2 separate regions of the Homo sapiens genome follow, and region 1 is linked to region 2. Evidence: chromatin loops called from intact Hi-C (ENCODE). Cell type or tissue: PC-9. All regions are shown on one strand. Each heading gives the region's core, and the rest is flanking DNA. Links, peaks and the distances in the headings are about the cores only. Region 1 overlaps NFX1 (nuclear transcription factor, X-box binding 1). Region 2 overlaps AQP7 (aquaporin 7).

The links. Peaks named below come from ENCODE experiments on the same cell type or tissue, not always from the same donor. Only the 100,000 strongest peaks of a DNase experiment are listed, where the experiment ranks them.
Region 1: a loop joins it to region 2, with 4 times the contacts of the local background. A loop is called at or near these places in 1 of 110 quality-filtered maps.

What each region holds. Positions count from the first base shown.
Region 1 is chr9:33,325,213-33,336,353 of GRCh38, forward strand. It overlaps NFX1 (nuclear transcription factor, X-box binding 1), which reads left to right. Exons shown (of 24, transcript NM_002504.6): 10 at 3,369-3,466; 11 at 7,260-7,290. Among named protein-coding and RNA genes, the nearest start is that of NFX1, 40 kb to the left of the region's middle. In PC-9, for the core only: no CTCF peak of the experiment used is centred there; DNase peaks (open chromatin) are centred at 4,149 and 4,939; H3K4me3 peaks cover 352 bases; H3K27ac peaks cover 3,338 bases.
Region 2 is chr9:33,387,018-33,398,158 of GRCh38, forward strand. AQP7 (aquaporin 7) reads right to left here. Exons shown (of 8, transcript NM_001170.3): 3 at 8,061-8,178; 4 at 1-75. Among named protein-coding and RNA genes, the nearest start is that of AQP7, 10 kb to the right of the region's middle. RefSeq lists enhancers at 1-47, 3,273-4,060, 4,061-4,847, 4,374-4,668. In PC-9, for the core only: no CTCF peak of the experiment used is centred there; DNase peaks (open chromatin) are centred at 4,244 and 4,694; H3K4me3 peaks cover 487 bases; H3K27ac peaks cover 1,562 bases.

The DNA.
Region 1 (11,141 bases), core at 2,555-6,554, 62 kb before region 2:
AATGATAAGGAGAAAGTCTTGAAAGCAGCAAGAGAAAAATGACTTATCACATACAAGGGAACCTCTGTAAGCTTAACAGTGGACTTCTCATCAGAAACAATGGAGAACACATCACAACCAGAAGGCAGTAGGATGACATATTCAAAGTGCTGAAAGAAAACTGGCAACTGGCCGGGCGCGGTGGCTCACGCCTGTAATCCCAGCACTTTGAGAGGCCGAGGCGGGTGGATCACGAGGTCAGGATATTGAGACCATCCTGGCTAACACGGTGAAACCCTGTCTCTACTAAAAAATACAAAAAATTAGCCGGGCATGGTGGCGGGCACCTGTAGTCCCAGCTACTCGGGATGCTGAGGCAGGAGAATGGCATGAACCCGGGAGGCGTAGCTTGCAGTGAGCCGAGATTGCGCCACTGCACTCCAGCCTGGGCAACAGAGAGAGACTCTGTCTCAAAAAAAGAAAAAGAAAAAAAGAAAACTGTCAACCAAGAATCTTACATCTCATGAAACTAACTTTAGAAAATGAAGATAAAAACAAAATTTATTGCTAGCAGGCAGACTTGCCTTACAGTAAGTACTAAAAGAAATTCTTCAGGCTATAAGCAAGTAAACCCAAATAGAATTTCAAATCCACATGAAAAGACAAAGAGCACTAGTAAAGATGATTATGTAATCATAAAAGGCAGTATAAATGCATATTTCTTCTTCTCAACTGATTTAAAAAACAACTGTATAAAATAATATGTATAAAATTATATTTTAGGCCTATAACCTGTAGAAGTATATTTGATAATTATAGCATAAAGGAGATAGATGGGATCAAAGTTGTGTTAGAATAAGAAAATGATACCAGATCACAACTCAAACCTACAGGAACAAATGAGGGAAGCCATAAGTGGTAAATTTTGTATAAGAGGGGGGCTAGGCGCAGTGACTCACACCTGTAATCCCAGCTCTTTGGGAGGCCAAGGTGGGCAGATCACTTGATGTCAGGAGTTTGAGACCAGCCTGACCAACATGGTGAAACTCCGTTTCTACTAAAAATACAAAAATTAGTGTGGTGTGGTGGCATATGCCTGTGATCCCAGCTACTCAGGAGGCTGAGGCACAAAAATTGTTTGAATTCAGGAGGCAGAGGCTGCAGTGAGCCAAGATCATGCCACTGCACTTCAGCCTGGGCAACAGAGCAAGCCTCTGTCTTTAAAAAAAAAAAAAAAAAAAAAAAAGCTGGGCACTGTAGCTCTCACCTGTAATCCCAGCTACTCAGGAGGCTGAGGTGGAAGGATCACTTGAGGCTAGGAGTTCAAGGCCAGCCTGGGCAACGTAGTGAGATTTAATCCCTCAAAGAAATTTGTAAAATTACCCAGACATGGTGGTATGTGCCTGTAGTCCCACCTACTCAAGAGGCTAAAGTGGGGGATCACTTGAGGCCAAGAGTTCAAGACTGCAGTCAGCTATGATCATGCCACTGCATTCCAGCCTGAGTGACAAGAGTGGGACCCTGTCTCCAAAAATTAATAAAGCTATAAATATATATATTTGTTATCTTTTTCAGCTTCTTTAATAGATATAACATTATATAAAGTTCTAACAAAGTAGTATTGGGTTTATAACATATAGATGTGATATGTATAACAATAACTGCACAAAAGGGGAGAAGAATAGAGCTGTGTAAGGGTAAACCTTCTGTATCTTACTGGAGTTAGTATAAATCTGAAGTAGATTCTGATAAGATGTATATGGTAAGCCCTAGAGGGACCATTAAGAAAATAACTCAAAACATTTAGTGAAAAATATAATTAAGGGAATTACACTATAAAAAATATTGACAAAATGCAAATGAAAATAGGAAAGGAGTATTAGAATAACAAAAAAGACATGAGACTTACAGAAAACTAAAAAAGACGAACATAAATCCAGCTATAACAGTAACATTAAATGTGAATGGATTGAGCAAAAGCAGATATTTTTGAGTTTTGATTTATTTATTTTTTATAGAGGTGGAATCTCACTCTATTTCCTGGGCTGATCCCGAACTCCTAGGCTCAAGCAGTCCTCCCACCTTGGCTTCTCAAAGTGCTGGGATTACAGGCATGAGCCACTGCACCCAGCCAAAAGCAGAAATTTTTTAGACTGGATTTAAAAAACAAGATCCAACTATATGCTCTCTTGAGATGGAGTCTTGCTCTGTTGCCCAGGCTGGAGTGCAGTGGCATGATCTTGGCTCACTGCAACCTCCGCCTCCCAGGTTCAAGCGATTCTCCTGCCTCAGCCTCCTGAGTCGCTGGGATTACAGGTGGGCGCCACCACGCCTGGCTAATTTTTTTGTATTTTTAGTAGAGACAGGGTTTCACCATGTTGGTCAGGCTGGTCTCAAACTCCTGACCTCATGATCTGCCCACCTCGGTCTCCCAAAGTGCTGGGATTACAGGCGTGAGCCACCGCACCAGGCCATGGAGACAATCTTTATAGTCAAAGATACAATGAGGCTGAAAGTTAAAGAATAGAAAAAGTACACCATGTAAACAGTAGCCATAAGAGACCCCAGGTGATCCCCATAGGGTCCTGGAAACAGGACTTGTCCTAAACCTAGTTTAGCAGCATGGATGCAGGCACCACCAGACATTCACAGAGCTCTAGTCAGTCAGACTGTGGATCATGGCTTCTGATTATTTATAATCCCCAGATGACTTTCAGAGTCGACAGCATTCCACTAAAGTCATCCATGGCTACAGTTTTAGGGAGATTCAAGTCTACACTGGAGATGTGGGGCCTGAGGAAAAAGAAGATTTATTCTGTGTTTTTGTTATTTGTTTTGAAACAGGGTCTTGCTCTGTCACCTAGACTGGAGTTCAGTGGTGCGATCACAGTTCACTGTAGCCTCAACGTCCCATGCTCAGGAGATTTTCCCACCTCAGACTCCTGAGTAGCTGGGACTGTAGGCCTGCATCACCACTCCTGGCTAATTTCTTGTTTTTGTGCTTTTTTTTTTTTTGGTAGACACAGGGTTTCACCATGTTCCCAGGTGATCTCGAGCTCCTGGGGTCAAGCGATCCTCCCACCTCAGCCTCTCAAAGTGCTGGAATTATAGGCATGAGCCACCACACTTGGCCTTTTTTTGACTTAGGCAAATCGTCGTATACTTTAAAGCATATTCCAGTGTCTAAGCTGGGCCCTGAAGTTGTCAGAAAAGGCCCAGTCTGCCAGATGAAGGGAAGATAGGGAAGAAGCATTGACTGCATACTTCCCTCAACTCTGATTCTGGAGTTGCAGGGCATGGAGGGGAAGACCAGTGTGGCTAGCAAATTTGGGAGTATGAAAATGAGTAGTTGCAGTTTTCATTTCCAGCTCTTTTCGTTTTTATTAAAGATTTCATTCATACCTGTGAAAAGCTCTGCCATGAAGGAGACTGTGGACCATGCTCTCGCACATCAGTTATTTCCTGCAGATGCTCTTTCAGAACAAAGGTAAATCCTAAACAATGCTAGAGTTGTTGCCATCAATGTTTTCTTTAAAATGGTGATTATGGGAGGGGAGGAATCAAAATAACCTCAGTAGATTAGGTATGGGAAGTGGTTGTGGCACTCAAGGTCCAGAGGCCTATAGTGGGATAAGGCAAATATACAGATCACTCTACCAAATACAGGTGTGATAGTCTGAAAAGGGGAACAGTAGCACTGTTGCAAGGAGTCAGCCAACTAAGAAGTTAGAGGAAACACAGTCCATATGACCACCCACTTGTGGCACCAACTTTTGATACCAATTGAAAGTTCAGTGGTCCCTAAGACCACCTGCGAGGCTTGATAATTTGATAAAAGGACTCACCGAACTTGCTGGTGGTTACACTCATGGTTAGAGCTTTACTACAAGGAGGTTACAGTTTTATTACAAGGAAAAGGATACAGATTAAATCAGCCAAGGGAAGAAGTATGTAGGACAGAGTCCAAAAAAATACCAAAGGTGGAACTTCATTTGTCCTTTCCCTGTGGAGTCAGGAAAGTATTACTCTCTCCGCTTCAGTGTGTGCCAGCATACATGGAATATTGCCAACCAGGAAAGTTCACCCAGACCTGTGTGTTCAGTTTTTATTGGTGCTCTATTGTGCAATCATAGTTGACTGCCCATGTGGCTAATCTCAGTCTCCAGTCTCTCCCGAGGTGTACCGATACCATGTGACCCAAAACCCCTGCCCTAAAACTATCCAGTGTGGCCAGCCTGCTCCTAAATCACGTAATTGGACTATCCAGTGACTCAAGACTCCAGGCAAACAATGACACTTATATCAGGCATGGCATTCCACTAGGCTTAGAGATTACCTCTCAGAAGCCAAGCACAAAGGCCAGACTCTCTTTAAGTAAGGTTTAATTCTTCACTGTACATCTGTTTTGTCAGTTTCTACTTTCTGGTGAAAGCCTGGATGGTTTTTATTTTTCTTTTTTTTTTTTTAATTTTATTTATTTATTTTGAGACAGAGTCTCACTCCATCACCCAGGATGGAGTGCAGAGGCGCAGTCTTGGCTCACTGCAGCCTCCACCTCCCAGATTCAAGTGATTCTTATGCCTTAGCCTCTGGAGTAGCTGGAATTACAGGTGCATGCCATCACACCCGGCTAATTTTTGTATTTTTAGTAGAGACGGGATTTTGCCATGTTGGCCAGGCTGGTCTCAAACTCCTGACCTCAAGTGATCCTCCTGCCTCAGCCTCCCAAAGTGCTGGGATTACAGGTGTGCACCACCACTCCTGGCTAATTTTTGTATTTTTAGTAGAGGTGGGGTTTCACCATGTTGGCCAGGCTGGTCTTGAACTCCTGACCTCAGGTAATCTACCCGCCTCAGCCTCCCAAAATGCTGGGATTACAGACGTGAGCCACTGTGCCCAGCCTACCTTGGATAGTTTTCATCAGACTTTATGTTATAAAAAGTCTTCGGGTGATTCAGCTTGGGGAACACACTGAGTGTTGATTTATCCTGCTCTTTGACCTACTTAGTCATTTTAGTGTATATCAACATTTGTCCCAGTAGAGTACAAGCCAGGGTGGAGACAGAATTGTGAACCGTTGGTTCTGTTAAACACAATGCAGGGTCTGGCAGCATCTGACTTGCGAATAATTCTGAGGATATAGTCCATAAATGGGAAGCTAGTTTAATAGGAAAACTTCAGAAAAAAGGGAAAAGTAGTATAATTTACATGTTACAAAAGTTGTGTAATCATATATGGGTTTTTTCCTGAAAGAAATTACAATATACATAGGATAACAGAGGCATTTTTGAATGTCAGGTATGGGACCACTTTTGTACTTTGTAAATACTGTATTAAAGACTGAGATGCTGTGATTTGGCAATCATAAATTTAGTAATGCCCAGAGATGCTCTTTGTGATCTGTGTGACTGAAAATTGTAAGCAGGGTTGGGACATGTAAGCTGGAAGTGGCTGCTGTCAGTTTTCTTCATTCTCCCACAATCCCTCTTTCTATCTCTACGTTTTCTTGCTTCTCATTGACTCTTTGTCCTCACTCCCTCTAATAGTGGACTCCATGGCAGTGAGTGTATTCTTGAAAAGCTATGTGTAAGTTGAATTTTTGCAAGTAGAAGTCCTTAAATTGCAGGAGGAGCTCACTGTCAATACAAACTCTGTTAAACCTGTTTGACAAAGTAAAAAAAAAACTCTTCAAAAAGCTGATAATTGGCTGGGTGTGGTGGCTCACGCCTGTAATCCCAGCACTTTGGGAGGCTGAGGTGGGCGGATCATGAGGTCAGGAGATTGAGACCATGGTGAAACCCCGTCTCTACTAAAAATACAAAAAATTAGCCAGGCACGGTGGTGGGCGCCTGTAGTCCCAGCTACTCGGGAGGCTGAGGCAGGAGAATGGTGTGAACCCAGGAAGTGGAGCTTGCAGTGAACCGAGATTGCACCACTGCGCTCCAGCCAGGGCAACAGAGCAAGACTGTCTCAAAAAAAAAATAAAAAAAATAAGCTGATAATTATCACCTCATTGTTTAACTAGATTTTTCATGAATATGGATTTTTCATGACATGGTTTTGGTAATGGAATGGGCTTTTCCACAGAAGTGAGTTTTCTAGATAAATAAAACATTTCTTAAAACTTCAAAGGTTGTTTTCATTTCATCACTTTGGTGGGATTCTGATAAATGTATGCTGTGTCTATGTCTTCATAAAGCATGCTATATTTAAGTCTTTATGGTAATTCATGTGCAGGAATTTATGGGAGTTCTGCCTTTCCTGACAATTGTAGATAACCACTCCTGCATATCATTTCTTCCATATAATCCAGTGTTCACTGATGGGAGCATTAACTCAGTTTCATGAGTCACTTTTGCTTTATATCTGTAGAGAGCATATAGGGAACTTTTTCATATCATCAATCCCAGACACCTCATTTTTTATCTGAAATGTATATTTTCCAGCCAAGAACCTTTTATTGCTTAGACTTCTTCACATCTGTTATCAACTTCAGTAGCTGCTTTTTTTTTTTTTTTCAGGATAATTTTTACGAAGAGGGGACTTTTAAAGTCATTTTTCTCATTTCTGAGTACATGGCAACCTGTAAATGACATCAAAGCCAAAATCAGATGTAGAAGCCGGGCAGCTAGCCAGACTCATTCTACCCCAAGTGACTGACTTCCTTCCCACACACCATCATCACTACACACGATTTTTAGGATCATGCCTTAGCAAAATTACGTGATAGACCTTTTAGACCACTCACATGTAGTGGAAACCAAACTTTAGAGGCCAAACCAAAGATCCTGCTTTATTTCACTTTGCTGTAGTTTTGTGATATTATCAGGTGTGCTCTGAAGTGTGTAGAGCCGTTTGTCCCTGCATTAAATGGTACAGATTGTCATCTGTTTTCAATTCTTATATCTGCTTTTTATGGCTTTTTCTGTCTGTACCCTTGTTTGGTGATGACTTCTCTTTCCTTTGCATGCCTTTAGCAGCCCTCTTTCTATTTAGATTTTGTAATTATTAGTCTACTGTGAATTTGGAGACCAGACCACAAAAATTGTTAGAATTGTATTTTCATGAAAAGTCTGTAAGCCTGGAGTCCTCTTGTGAGTAAAGCTCATTCATATAGGGATTAGGCTCGCTCCAGACATGGCAAGTGAAGTTGGTGAATAAGTGACTATCAGAGAAGTATGGGATATTTGGGATATTCTTGTTACCTATGGCATTATATTATAGTTGTATTATTTTAGTTATTCCTAAAGTAGTTACCATTTCTTTTTCTTTTTCCATAGGAGCTTCCATGTACCAGTCTCAAAAGTGAAGGTATGACTGGGGTGGGGCATGAGGGAATTTCTGGGGTGAAAGTGTCGTCACTCTGAATCTTGTTAGGGAGTTGGGTTATGTATTTGTCAAAATTCAGTGAAGGCATACTTAAGATTTGTGGTATAACTTTCACCTCAAAAGGAAAAAAATATAAATTGAATTCTAATTGATGAAATGCTGAAAAATATAAGCTAAGTGCACTCATGTCTACAGCTTGCTTTGAAATGCATTAAAAAAGAAAATTAGTGGGTAGGTAGAAGAATGGATATGTATATGAAAAAATATGTTAATGGTAGAATCTAGATATGGGCATATGGATGTTCACTGTAAAATACTTTGAACTTTTTTTCTTTTTCCTTTTGAGACGGAGTCTCGCTCTGTTTCGCAGGCCAGAGTGCAGTGGCGCGATCTCGGCTCACTGCAACCTCCACCTCCCAGGTTCAAGTGATTCCCCTGCCTCAGCCTCCCAAGTAGCTGGGATTACAGGTGTCCACCACTACACCTGGCTGATTTTTGTATTTTTGGTAGAGACGGGGTTTCACTGTGTTGGCCAGGCTGGTCTCTAACTCCTGACCTCAAGTGATCCACCCGCCTCGGCCTCCCAAAGTGTTGGGATTACAGGCATGAGTCACCACACCGGCCTCGATTCCTGTTTTTATAACCGACACATACTGTTGTTGAAGCCATTTTAAAACCTTTTTGGAAAAGTGATGGAAGATAAGGATATGCAAAATAAAAGGTCTTACTGTAGTCAGAAAGAAAGCTGTATTGGTTAGGAAGCTTCTGGATGCAGGTAACAAAACCCAAGAAAAAGTGACTTTTACGATAAGGGTGTTTACTGCCACACCTGATAGGATATCTGGAGGCAGAACAAGTCCGAGATTGGTTAATTTTAGCTCAGTGATTTTGAAGACTTCAATTTGGCTTCTCTGTGGTTTTCTTGATTTTCTCCTCGTGGGTATGTTAGCTGCTGCAGCTTCACACATTGGGTCTCTGCCCAACAACATCTAAACAAAATCCATGAAGAGAGTGTTGTTGTTCTCTTCCTATGTAAGAGCAAGGAAAACAGTCCTGAAAGGTTCTCAGTACACTGTGTCCAATTCTTCTGCCTAAACCTGTAACTAGCAAAGTGAATGGAATTACCATGGTGGGTAAAGGTACACAACATCCACCCCTGGAACTGAGGAGCACACTGGCTCCCAGTTTCTGAACAAAATTAAGGCTGTCTTTGCCTGAAAGAGAAGAGTGGCCGTTTGGGAGGTACCCAGCAATATCTGCCTCAAAACCGTATTTAAACTTTTGGTTCAGTGTGCCATCTGTATCAAGGAAAAAAAGTTTGGTTATTAAAAACATAATTTGGGTCCAAGCCTGGTGGCTCATGCCTGTAATCCCAGCACTTTGGGAGGCCAAGGTGGGCGGATCACCTGAGGTCAGGAGTTCAAGGCCAGCCTAGCCAACATGGTGAAACCCCATCTCTACTAAAAATACAAAAATTAGCCAAGTACAGTGGCGCACCCCTGTAATCCCAGCTACTCAGGAGGCTGAGGCAGGAGAATCACTTGAACTCAGGAGACAGAGGTTGCAGTGAACTGAGATCACACCATTGCTCTCCAGCCTGGGCGACAGAGTGAGACTCCGTATCAAAAAAGAAACAAGAAAAACATAATTTGGGCCAGATGCAGTGGCTCACATCTGTAATCCTTATGCTTTGGGAGGCCAGGGCTGGGGGATCACTTAAAGCCAGGAGTTCAAGACCAGCCTGGGCAACATAGTGAGGCACTGTCTTTGCAAAAGAATTTTTAAAGTTAGCCAGGCATAGTGGCATGTGCCCATAGTCCTAGATACTCGGGAGGCTGAGGCAGAGGATTGCTTGAGTCCAGGAGTTTGAGGTTGCAGTGAGCTGTGATTGTGCCATTGCACTCTATCCTGGTGACAGAGCGAGACCCTATCTCTAAAACAATAAAACAAAATAATAAAAACATAATTTGAAAAAATACAAAATTAATACACTTATGAAGTTTAAAAAAAAATATGAAGTGAAAGATGAAAATTTGCCCTCTAATAGTAGTTTGTTAGTTAGGGTTTCAGATCTTTTTCCCTATTCATACAGATGTATAAACATGCCAGCATAGTTTTGTTTTTCCCTAGATTTAGGCTTATACTAAAGATACTGTCTGCAGCTTATTTTCCCTCACTAATATCTCAAAGACGTATTTCCATGTCAGTATGCATAACTCTTGTTCTTGCAGAGTATTCCATATGTGGATCTGCCTTGTCATAGTTCACCATGACCCTTTTGGTGGTCATTTAGGTTGTCTCCAGTTTTTCCCCATTATTAATAAGCAGGAACCGTCCTGTCCCACTTTTTATAACTTTATGATGCAAAATTTCAACCATACGTGAAAGTGGAGAAACTGGTATAATGAATCCCCACGTACCTATGACCTGTCATCATCAGTTGTCAACATTTTACCTCTCGTTTTCATCCATCCCTCCTTCCCTACATTTTATTTATGCTGAAGTACTTTGAAAACAAATCTCAAATATCATTTCACCCATAAATACTTCAGTGGTTAGCCCACTTTTTTTTTAGTTGAAATTCACATAACATAATTAACCATTTTAAATGTACAGTTCAGTGGCACTTAGTTCTTTCACAATCTAGTTCCAAAATATTTTCTCTGTCTTACATTTTTTCTTCTTCTCTATTTTATCTTTCTTTTTCTTTTTTTTTTTTTTTTTTTTGAGACGGAGTTTTGCTCTTGTTGCCCAGGCTGGAGTGCAGTGGCGCAATCTCAGCTTACTGCAACCTCCACCTCCTGGGCTCAAGCAATTCTCCTGTCTTAGCCTCCTGAGTAGCTGGAATTACAGGCACCCACCACCATGCCTGGCTAATTTTTTTGTATTTTTAGTAGAGACGGGGTTTCACCATGTTGCCCAGGCTGGTCTCGAACTCCTGGCCTCATGTAATCCGCCTGCCTCAGCCTCCCAAAGTGCTGGGATTACAGTCATGAGCCACCGTGCCCAACCTTTTTTTAAATTTTATTTTAAAAATATGTTGAGACAGGGTCTCACTTTGTTGACCAGGCTGGTCTTGAATGCTTGGTCTCAAGTGATCCTCCCATGTTGGCCTCCCAAAGTGCTGGGGAAAAACATTTTCGTCACCCTGAAAGGAAGCCCTGTATTAATTAAGCATTTACTCCCCACTCAGTCCTCCCCCAGGTAACCACTGATCTGCTTTCTATCTGTATGGATTTACTATTTTCGAATACTTCATCTAAATGGAGTCACAATATATATTCTTTTGTGCCCTGCTTCTTTCACTTAGCATGTTTTCTAAGTTTATCATACTGTAGTATATATCAGCACTTCATTCCTTTTTATGATTGAATAATAATTCATTTTATGAATATACATTTTATCCATTCACTGGTTGATGGATATTAGAATTGTTTCTACTTTTTGGCTATTGTGAATAGTGCTGTTATGAACATTTGTATACAAGTTTTTGTTCCAATACCTATTTTCATTTCTTTGGGGTATATACCTAGGAGTAGAATTGCTGGATCCAATGGTAATCTTGTGTTTAATTTTTTTGAAAAACTGCCATTCTGTTTTCCACAGTGGCTACACCATTTTATATTCCTACCATCAGTGTATGAGGGTTTCATTTTCTCCACATCCTTGCCAATACTTGTTATTTTCTGGGTTTTTTTGGTTTTTGTTTTTTTGAGATGGAGTCCCACTCTGTTGCCCAGGCTGGAGTGCTGTGGCGCTATCTCAGCTCACTGCAAACTCCACCTCCCAGGTTCGAGTGATTCACCTGCCTCAGCCTCCCGAGTAGCTGGGAT
Region 2 (11,141 bases), core at 3,188-7,187:
ACCCAAGTTGACACCAAGGTAGCTCCCATATTTTTTATTTAGAACCATATGGGCCACGGAACCAAGGCCGAATACCTACAAGGGAGGGCCTCTAAGGGGGCTGCCTGCCCAGAAGCCCCAACCTCAGAGGAGGGCTCAGAGCTCAGTTCTAGCTCCTCACCCCCATGCCCTGGGCCTCCCTGGCATTGCCTCGAAGACCCGCTGCCACGCCCTCTTCCTCCAGAGCCTTCCCTCCTCACTGCCTCCTCTCCTTGCCCCTGCTGAGGCCTCTCAGACCTGAGCCACTGAGAGCCGGGTGGAGCGGCAGAGTTAGAAGCTCTTACGACAAACATCCAAGCACCTCAGCCCCAGGCCCACCTGAAGTTTTGGGGTGAGGCAGGGCTGCGAGGAGGGGATGGCTGGCATGCATTGCACCCCCTCAGAGTCTCTCACACTTCAGGCTGGCCTGAAGGAAGTTTCTTCAAGGGACCTCCAAATCCATCCGTGCCTGACTCTGCCAGGAACCCCTCCCTGCACAAACACACACACACACACTCCACCGCAATTCCCACAATGCTGGAACAGTGGGGCCCTAACTGTCTTGCCCTCAGCTTCATTTCCACTGACCTCAGGCGGCATTCCCAAGCTGCTGCTTCTTGCCCATCCCTCACGGCTCCTCAGATAATGACGCCTTCACAGGGGAAGGGGCCTACCTTCAGGCCCATTAGCCTCAGTCCAGAGCCACTGTTCCCTTCAGCCCTGGCTCCTGTGCTATCCTCTCCCTCTGCAGAGGCCTCCGTCTCCCCCATACCTTCCATCCTCCCACTGATCGGCTCCCACACACTGGAGTCTCATCCTTCCCAGCAAACTGTCCCACCCCTGCCCAGCGTCCTTCTCCAGCTGTGGGTTCCTGGTTGCCTCCTCCCTGCTTCAGTCAGGCCGCAGGAGAGAACACGCTGGCCAGCTGCTTCACCCCTTCCCTCGCACCCCCTCCTCAATCTGGCTTCCACTTCCACATGTCACAGACACCAAAGCTCTCTCCAAGGGCTCCAGCAACCTCCTGATTTTCCAAAGGTCTTTTCAGGCATGGTTTTACCACGTAGACAGTCTCAGCTATGCCTGATGCGCTAAAATTCCCGTCATCTCCGCGGGGGAGCCGGATCCCTATTTGCAAATCCCCACTGGAACTCTCCTGGTGTTCCGCGGGCGTCTCAGGCTCTGTTGAAGGTTCGCCATCTCACAGCACACCTGCTCCTCACTCTATGTTCCCCATCCCCGTTGGCCGAGCCAGAAACAGATGTTGCAAATGAGAGCTTCCTCGCCATCCTCCCCAGCATCCAATCAGCTCTGCTTACATTCTCCCCAAACCTCACCCAGCCTCCTCCTTGCAGCCAGAGTGATCTTCCTAACAAAAACCCCATCGCGTCTTCCCCAGACTCACTCACTGGCTCTCCTCCACTTCTAGGATAAAGTCCAAACTCAGTAGGCCACCATTGAAGACCCTGCATAATTTCATCCTTTCTGCCTGTTTCATATCTGCCCCAATACTCTTTGTATTCAGCAATAGTATTACTACTAAATAATAATAACCATTTATTGAGCACTGCCTACATGCCAGCGAGTTATACTGATCACCTCCTTTAACCCTTAACACCAATCTTATGACTTAAGCACTATTATTCTCCCCCACTTGACAGAGGGTAATCTGAAGCTTAGAGAACTTGAATGGCTTGTCCAAGGTCACACAGCCTGTACCTGGTGAGCCAGGATTAAATCCAGGCAGTTACCTGTGCCAGATGGCCTCAAACCAAACAACTGTGCTGCTCCATGCATGCCTTGCTTTCTTGTGCCACTGTTTTGTTTGTTTGTTTGATGTTTGAGACAGGGTTTTGCTCTATCACCCAGGCTGGAGTGCAGTGCCATGATCAGGGCTCATTGCAGCCTCCATCTCCTGGGCCCAAGTGATCCTCCCACCTCAGCCTCCCAAGTAGTTGGGACTATGGGCATGTGCCTCGGCACCCAGCCAATTTTTTTTTTTTTTTTTTTTTTGAGACAGAGTCTTGCTCTGTCGCCCAAGCTGGAGTGCAATGGCACGATCTCTACTCACTGCAACCTCCAACTCCCGGGTTCAAGTGATTCTCCTGCCTTAGCCTCCCGAGTAGTTGAGATAATAGGTGCACGCCACCATGCCCAACTATTTTTTTGTATTTTTAGTAGAGACAGGGTTTCACGATGTTGGCCAGACTGGTCTCAAACACCTGACCTCAGATGATCCGCCTGCCTTGGCCTCCCAAAGTCCTGGGATTACAGGCATGAGCCACTGCGCCCTGTCCCAGCTAATTTTTTCAATTTATTTTGTGTAGAGATGAGGTTTCACTATGTTGCCCGGGCTGGTCTCGAGCTCCTGGCCTTAAGCAGTCCTCTCACCTCAGCCTCCCAGAGTGCTGGGATTACAGGTGTGAGCCACCATGCCTGGCCAGAATATCCTAATAATTTTACATTGACTGCATCTTGAAATAGGATTTTGGATATATGGGTTAATTATTAAAATTAATTTCACCTGTTGCTTTTTACCTTTTTAATGTGGATACTAGAAAAATTTAAATTATACAGATGGCTTGTATTGTATTTCCCCTGGAGAACTCTGTTCTAGAGTTGATAAAAGAGAAAACCTGGAGAATTGTAGACATGAGGGCCGAAGTCAAAGCCGTCAGAGGAGAAGGCCCCAGGAGAGGGTACAGGGTAAGAAGGCAGACCAGGCCGGATGCGGTGGCTCATGCCTGTAATCCCAGCACTTTGGGAGGCCGAGGTGGATGGATCACTTTAGGTCAGGAGTTCAAGACCAGCATGACAAAACCCCGTCTCTACTAATAATACAAAAATTAGCCAGGTGTGGTGGCGCTTGCCTGTAATCCCAGCTACTCAGGAGGCTGAGACAGGAGAATTGCTTGAACCCAAGACGCGGAGCTTGCAGTGAGCCGAGATCACGCCACTACACTCCAGCCTGGGTGACAGAGCAAGACTCCGTCTCAAAAAAAAAAAAAAAAAAAGAAAAGAAAGAAAAAGAGTTGAAAGACACCAGTGTAGACTCCTCTTCGAGAACTCGCCTGAGGAGCGGGGGAGAGAGAACATGATCCCGCGAAGGGGCTGACAGGGTGAAGGGAGGGATGTTTCATTTTGTGTTGTTTTCAGTGGAGAAACTTCAGTATATTTATAGGCTGAGAGAGGGACAGGCTGAAGATAAAGGACAGAGAAAAAGGACAGAGTAAAGTACCTGAATAGGCTGGACAGCTGGATTGGTGCAGAAGTGGAGGGGTCCTCCAGGAAGGAGAGGACCCCGCCCCAGCCAAGGGGTGATATGTGGATACATGGGTGGTTAATGGGTCTGGTGGTGAGAGGGACAAGAGGGTGAGCTGAACACAGGAAGTGTTGATTATTTTACCTGTCAAGCAGCAGATCAAGCCATTTGCTGATTTAAAAAAAAAAAAAAGTCAGAGTACAGAGCAGCTTTGGGGAAGTCTGAGAAAATGTGAAATAGCCCAGATATGGTGGGGGAGAGGCAGCTGAGCAGGGCCCACTGGGTCCCTCAGAAGCCCCAGGACAGAAGCAGGGGAGCCCAGAGCTAGGCTGGCTTCAGATCCAGGATAAGATACAGCAGGAGAGGACAGGAACAGATGGGGGTGCAGGGGGGAGTGAGGCCAGGACAGGTTGACAGGCTGGCAGGGTCAAGAGGTAGAGGGACTGGAGCAGGCATGGAGGGTCTGAAAACAGAGGGGCCCCCATGGCCTTTCCCCCATTCCAATACCATGTGCTAAAAATACTGGATGAGCATAGGCTGGGCGCGGTGGCTCACGCCTGTAATCCCAGCACTTTGGGAGGCCGAGGCAGGCCGATCATGAGGTCAGGAGTTCGAGACCTGCCTGGCCGACATGGTGAAACCCCGTCTCTACTAAAGATACAAAAAATTAGCCAGGCGTGGTGGCACATGCCTGTAATCCCAGCTACTCAGGAGGCTGAGGCAGGAGAATCACTTGAACCTGGGAGGCAGAGTAGTGAACTGAGATCACACCACTGCACTCCAGCCTGGGCAACAGGGTGAGACTCGGTCTCAAAATAAATAAATAAAATAAAATACTGGGTGAGTGAATGAACCCCACATGATTCCCTGTGTCAGGGTTGCCAACTGGCAACTCATGCACGTAATTCATCCAGCGCACAGGTTTTGTTTAGATAACTTGGTTTTGAAGAACAGAAGTTTCCTTCTCTCTTGAAAAATGAGCAGCTCAGGCAACACTGGCCTGCATTCCACTCTCCATGGCAACAGTCAGCTGGAGTGGCGGCAGCTCTACAGCCTTGCACAGATTGGCACTCTGCAGCCAGCCAAAGTCCCCACCGCCCTGAGTTGCCGCTCTCTTGGCCCCCGTAGCATGTGATCTACAACCCTTGCCCCGTGTCTCACGTGTATGGCTGGTTTTCCAGGGCCCGGATGGCTCCAGCCCCTCCTCTCCCTGATCAGTGAATGTGGCCCAGCCCATCCAACTCTCCCCCACAGCCAGGAGGCCAGCTCCAAGGGCAACACCCCTGGAAGCTGCAACATGGATCAGTCCACTTCCCTCATCCTGGCTGCAATAAATGGGGCCAAGGTCACACTAGCTTTTTTGGCAAAACCTTCACCCTGGTGACTCACTGAGATTCCTGTATATATATATAAAAACAAAAACAAAAAGCCCTCACTTCTTGGCACAGCCTGGCAACTAAAAATAACAACAACACAATGTCCGATATAGGCTTACACCTCACAAAGTTCTTTTACAAGTGCTACTGTCTTCAATCCTCACAGCAAATCTGCACGGCAAGAATTTTTCTCCCACTCTATAAATGGGGAAACTGAGGCCGAGAGAGGCATCTTGAACTACCTGAAAGTGAGGACCTTACCCTGGCTGGGGGAGCATTAACAAGCCAGAGTCTTCAAAAGCTGGCAATATTTAAGCTAAGGGACAGAGCATAGAGGTTAACGGTCAAGACTGTGATACTGGGCCGGGCACGGTGACTCATGCCTGTAATCCCAGCACTTTGGGAGGCCGAGGTGGGAGGATCACTTGAAGTCAGGAGTTCAAGACCAGCCTTGACAACATGGTGAAACCTCGTCTTTCCTAAAAATACAAAAATTGGCTGGGCATGGTGGCATGCACCTGTAATTCCAGCTACTCCAGAGGCTGAGGCGCAAGAATCGCTTGAACCCGGGAGATGGAGGTTGCAGTGAGCTGAGATCGCGCCACTGTGACAAAGCAAGACTGTATCTCAAAAAAAAAAAAAAAGACTGTGATATTAGACTGCACTGGATTTAATCTTGACTTACAGTGTGACCTTGGGCAAAAGGCTTAGTCTCAAGGAGCCTCAGTTTTCCCATCTGTGAAACTGGGATAATAATAGTACCTACTTCACAGGGCTATTGCGAGGATTTGGGAAGATGCTGCACGTAAGGGGCTTAGCATCACAGAGCCCGGGATGCATTAGGTGCTCAATGAAAATCTCAACAAAAGGAAGAGGAACACAGATGTGGGCAGGTATCAAGCATGTGGGCGGTGCCTATTTCCCTAACAGCTCTCAGAGGACGCACCCTCCTGCCTCCGAGGTTCCAAGGGTTAACAGCCCTCATGGGGCTGGAATGTCTTGTGATAAGATCATTACTTTGCCCTGGATTAAGGAGGGACAGGATCCAACTGCTGTCCTCACAGCTCAGGAGCCAAAGCAGGTGGGGAGGTAGGAGAGGAGCAAAGGAGGGCTAGAGGCAGAGAGGAGAGAGCAGCTAGAGCACCCGTCCTAATAACAAGGGACCAATACATGGGTACCACAGGTGTACTGGGTGCTGAGACTTGGCCTTCTTCACACAAGTCCTCCAGTTTGATGTTAGTGCTCCTGTTAACCAATAAGGAAGCTACAGTTGTGGGCCGGGCGAGGTGACTCACGCCAGCAATCCCAGCACTTTGGGAGGCTGAGGCAGGCAGATCACCTGAATTCGGGAGTTCGAAACCAGCCTGGCCAACATGGTGAAACCCCATCTCTACTAAAAATAGAAAAATTAGCTGAGCACACTGGCACGCGCCTGTAGTCCCAGCTACTCAGGAGGCTGAGGCAAGAGAGTCACTTGAGTATGGGAGGTGGGGGCTGCAGTGAGCTGAGATCACACCACTGCACTCCATCCTAGGAGACAGAGTGAGACCCTGTCTCAAAAATAAGAAAGCTAAATTTGTGAACAGTTAAGATACTTGTGGATAGTCGCACAGCTAGAAGATAACAGAGCTAGGATTCAAACACAGCTCCAAAGCCCACGAAAGCCTAATTCTACATGATATAAGTGAGAAGTCAGGCTTTAAGCCATGCAGAGACATGCCCAAGGCCAACTGGTCACTCAGTGGCAGGGTCAGGCTAAGAACCCCGGTGTTCCGATTTCCTGTCTCCCTTGAGCTCCATGGGCCCCACCACACACACAAACAGCCTCTCTCACCCCACCTTCCTCTAGCATGCACCTGGCTGCCTTTGCCTCCCTTCCCAGAGGCTGCCCCTTCTTTCTCTAGACCCTGGACCCTGCATAAGATGCAATAAACATGGCTACAGTCACGTTAAGGGCAGAGGCTCGCTGGGGTAAGTGGCAGGGCTGAAGCAGGTGGAGAGGGAGCAACCTCACATCCCGCCTGCAGTCTGGATTCTGTCCCAATCACACACTAAAGAAGAGCCCTTGTCAAGGTTACCAGCAACCTCCACGTTGCCAAACCCAAAGGCCTCTTGCCAGTACTCACCTCGCGTGGCCCATCTGCCGCTGCCCACGCCGCTGACGGCTTCTTCCTGGTGGAACCACTGCCCCCCTCTGTCATGCAGTCTGCTCTGGTTCTCCTCCCACCTCTCTGACCGTTCCTTCTCAGGCTCCTTTGCATGCCCTTCTTCATTCCTCAGGGCTCTGTCCTCAACCCATCCTTTTCTCTTTCTGTACACTGTCTCTGGACAGTATTGACAACTACCACCTGTGTTGTGATGAACTTCAACTTTTTCCTTCCAGACCAAGCCTCTCCTGAGCTCCAGCCCCTTGCATGTGTTTAACTATCTCCTGGATTTCCCCACAGGCATCTCACCTCTCACCCTGTGCTGGGCCCCGTGCTCCAGAACAGCTCATCGGCGCTTTGCCCACATCTTCTGCTGGCAGAGTCTCCCTGATTCTGTCTTCCACAGCCCTCTCAAACATGTGCTTTCTTCTCCAACCCCAAACCAGTCATCACCTTCTCTCTGTCCCAGATCAAAAACAGCCTCTTAACTGGTTCCCTCTTGCCAGCCTTGCCTGTTCTGCTTATGCTCCACACTGCACCCAAAATTACCTTTAAAACCCAAATCTGATCATGTCACTCCCCTGCTTGCCAGCCTTCAACATCACCCACTGCCCTCTGGATTCATTATCAGAGCCCGATCATCAAGTTTCTCTTCAATCTCTCTCTCTCTTTTTTTTTTTTTTTCTTTTTTTTTTTTGAGACAGAGTTTCGCTCCTGTCACCCAGGCTGGAGTGCAATGGTGTGATCTCAGCTCACTGCAACCTCCGCCTCCTGGGCTCAAGTGATTCTCCTGCCTCAGCCTCCTGAATAACTGAGATTACAGGCGTCCGCCACCATGCCCAGCTAATTTTTGTATTTTTAGTAGAGACGGGGTTTCACCATGTTGGCCAGGCTGGTTTCGAACTCTTGACCTCAGGTGATCCACCTGCCTAAGCCTCCCAAAGTGCTGGAATTACAGGCATGAGCCACCGCACCTGGGCCTCTTCAATCTCTTTATCCTGGGTTTCCCTTCTCCCCATTTCCAGCCGTGCCCCGGATACCCCAGTGCATGGTTTCATTTGACCCCCACATATTATGAGCCCTTTCTGTCCAAAAAGGCTTGATGAGAAAGCCCCCCCTCCTTACTTTCCTCTGCTGCTTCCCCAGGCTCCCAGCTCAGAGGCAAGGAATGGACAATGTGACCCATGGGGTCAGCATGGGGAGGGGGTCATGGACGGCCCTGGCGGAGCCCCACCCACTTCGTGCTGCCCACCCACTCACCATCATGACATATGTGCTCATGAACTCGGCCAGGAACTCTCGCACCATCTTCCTCTGCAGTATTTCCTGGATCTTTGCTATCACGGACCAGGAGACCATTTTGGAGCCACGGGTGGACCTAAGACAGTGGCCCGAGCCCATGGACAGAAAGGAGACTCAAGTCTGCCTGCTGCCCATCGGCTCTTCAACTCCCAGCTGAGTTAATAGGTAACCCAGCAGCCTCGCCCACACACGCCTCCTCTTGCGCAGGGCAGCTGGGACAGCTGGAATTGGAGACACTTGAGAGCCACGGGGACATGGAGAGGAACTGGGGTAGATGGCCAGGCCATGCCCCTTCTAGTTGGGACTGGACCAGTAAAAATGGCACACCAATGAGGCCACTTTGCAGATGGGCGGGTGGGGAGCTGAAAGTGCAATCCACGGTGCCAACAAGCCTCTGGAAAAAAGCAGGGTGGGAGAGAGCAGGCTGGAAAGTGGAGCTCAGTTGTCTATGTCTGTCCGTCTGTCCGTCTGCCTATCTGCTAGAGCCAGAACTTTGGGGTCACAGGCCAGGGCCTGGCAACAGTGAGGCACTCTACAAACAGCATGAGGTGTGACAAAGTCTGCTGCCGAGCTCTATAAACAGCACTGAGCGCTGAAACAAGCGCCAGGTTCTGTCAAAAATGAAGGGGTCAGCAAAATGCACCAGGCTGTGCAACCAGGTCAGTGCAAACAGAGGTTTGTGAGAGAGTGAGTGAATGAATGAATGACCAAGAGAGAGGGAGGGAGAAAAGGAAGGACTGGATCTACTTCCTGGTGTATCTTCAGTGCCCAGCACCACGCCAGGCACATAGTAGATGTGCAATAAGTATTTGTTGAATGAGTGAAAACTGGGGAATCTGTCTTACTCCCAACTAGATCCTCAGAGCTTCCCAAAGGGCCTGGCACTTGATTTATATTGAGTTAAGTGCACGGTTAGATGGAAAGGTAGATGAAACAGGTGAGTAACAGGGCCCAAATCTGCATATAGAGAGAGGTATAGGACTGGAGTTTGGGGAAGGTGGCGGGGTGGGCCTGGAGGATAAAGAGGAAGAAGAGGGGCTGGGCCCGGTGGCTCACGCCTATAATCCCAGCACTTTGGTAGGCCAAGGTGGGCAGATCACCTGAGGTCGGGAGTTCGAGACCAGCCTGACCAAGATAGAGAAACCCCATCTCTACTAAAAAATACAAAATTAGCCAGGCATGATGGCGCATGCCTGTAATCCCAGCTACTTTGGAGGCTGAGGCAGGAGAATCGCTTGAACATGGGAGATGGAGGTTGTGGTGAGCCGAGATCTTGCCACTGCACTCCAGCCTGGGCAACAAGAGCGAGACTCCATCTCAAAAAAAAAAAAAAAAAAAAAAGAGGAAGAAGAGGGATACAGATACCTCTAAGTGTGGCCTTAGTCACTCTGCTATCTCACTGTCTGCATGCCCGGAAGCTGACACCAGCCCCTCAACTCCTCTGGCCAGCCCATCCTTGCACATCACGTACTGCCTTAGCTGCAGGCCTTTGCACATGCCAGTCCTACGCCCAGAATGGTCCCCTGCCTCCCCAGAGGCTCCTTTACCCACCAGCCTTCTTTTCTTGACCTAAATTTCCCTTTCTCTGGGAGAGCCTCCTACCCTCTCCTCTAGGCCATTCACTTCTTCCACATGCCCCACGGTGCCCACTCTTTCAGCTGGGGCAATGCTCATCACACTGCATAGTAATTGCTCAGTTAGGCCAGGCACAGTGTCTCACGCCTGTAATCCCAGCACTTGCCGAGGCGAGCTGATCGCTTGAGCCCAGGAGTTCAAGACCAGCCTGGGCAGTATGACAAAACCTCATCTCTACAAAAAAAAAAATACAAAAATTAGTCAGGTGTTGTGGTGTACGCCTGTGGTCCCAGCTAATGGGGAGGCTGAGGTGGGAGGATTGCCTGAGCTCAGAAGGCAGAGGTTGCAGTGAGCTGAGATCACACCACTGCACTCCAGCATGGGTGACAGAGTGACACCCTGTCTCAAAAAAAAAAAAAAAAAAAGCTTGATTAATAATTAATTAACGGTTTTTCTTCCTAAGGGCTGGGATCATACCAGTTTCCTTCACTGCAGTGCCTGAACATAGTAGGCATAGTAGATTCAATAAATCTTTGGTTCATTGGCTGGTTGTTGCCTGCCGTGTGCTGATGAGAAAGGAGCCAGGCTTCCAGGATTTCCTTGGTGTTCTTGGCTCCCTGCTCTGTCTACCTCTCCCCTGCCTCTATGGTACCTTCCCAGGACTGTCTTTGGGCTGCTGCTTGCATTGGTAGGGTCTCTTCTTCAGGGCTGAGGAGGCTGCTCATGGGATAATGAGACCCCTATACGATGCTGCATGGGAGCTGGAGTTGGATGGGGGCCAGTGGATTATCCGCGCAACTCTGCATCCCCCTCCATCTACTCCTCCCTGGTTTTGTTTCTCTGGGGTAAGGAATAGAGCAAAGACTGGGATGGGTGAGCTATGAACAGAGGGTCTCAGCTGAAAAGTGGAAGATGTTTTATTCCATGCCTGGACATCTCTCATTCCCTCTGCTTACTTTTTGCTGCTGTGAGGTCAGGGGAATTTAGGAGCCCTGAGGAATGCTGCTGCTCTCCCTAGCAGGGCGAGGTGACCCTCCACTGGCCCCCATCCAACCCCAGCTCCCATGCTGGAGGTAACCACAGAAGAGGAGAGAGAAGTGGATAGAGCAGAAAGCCAAGAACACCAAGAGAATCCTGGAAGCCTGGCTCCTTCCTCATCACCACACAGCTGGCAAGACACAGTAAGCAACAGATAACCACCAACCAGCCAATGAACTCAAGATTTCTTGAATCTACTGTGCCTAGAATGTTCAGACACTGCAGTAAAGGACACTGGTACGATCCAGCCCGTGGGAAGAAAAGCAATCAATTGAGCAATTACTATGCAGTGTGATGAGCACTGCCCCAGCTGAAAGAGTGGGCACCGTGGGGCATGTGGAGGAAGTGAATGGCCTAGAGGAGGGGGTAGGAGGCTCCCAGAGAAAGGGAAATTTAGGTCAAGAAAAGAAGGCTGGAGGGTAAAGG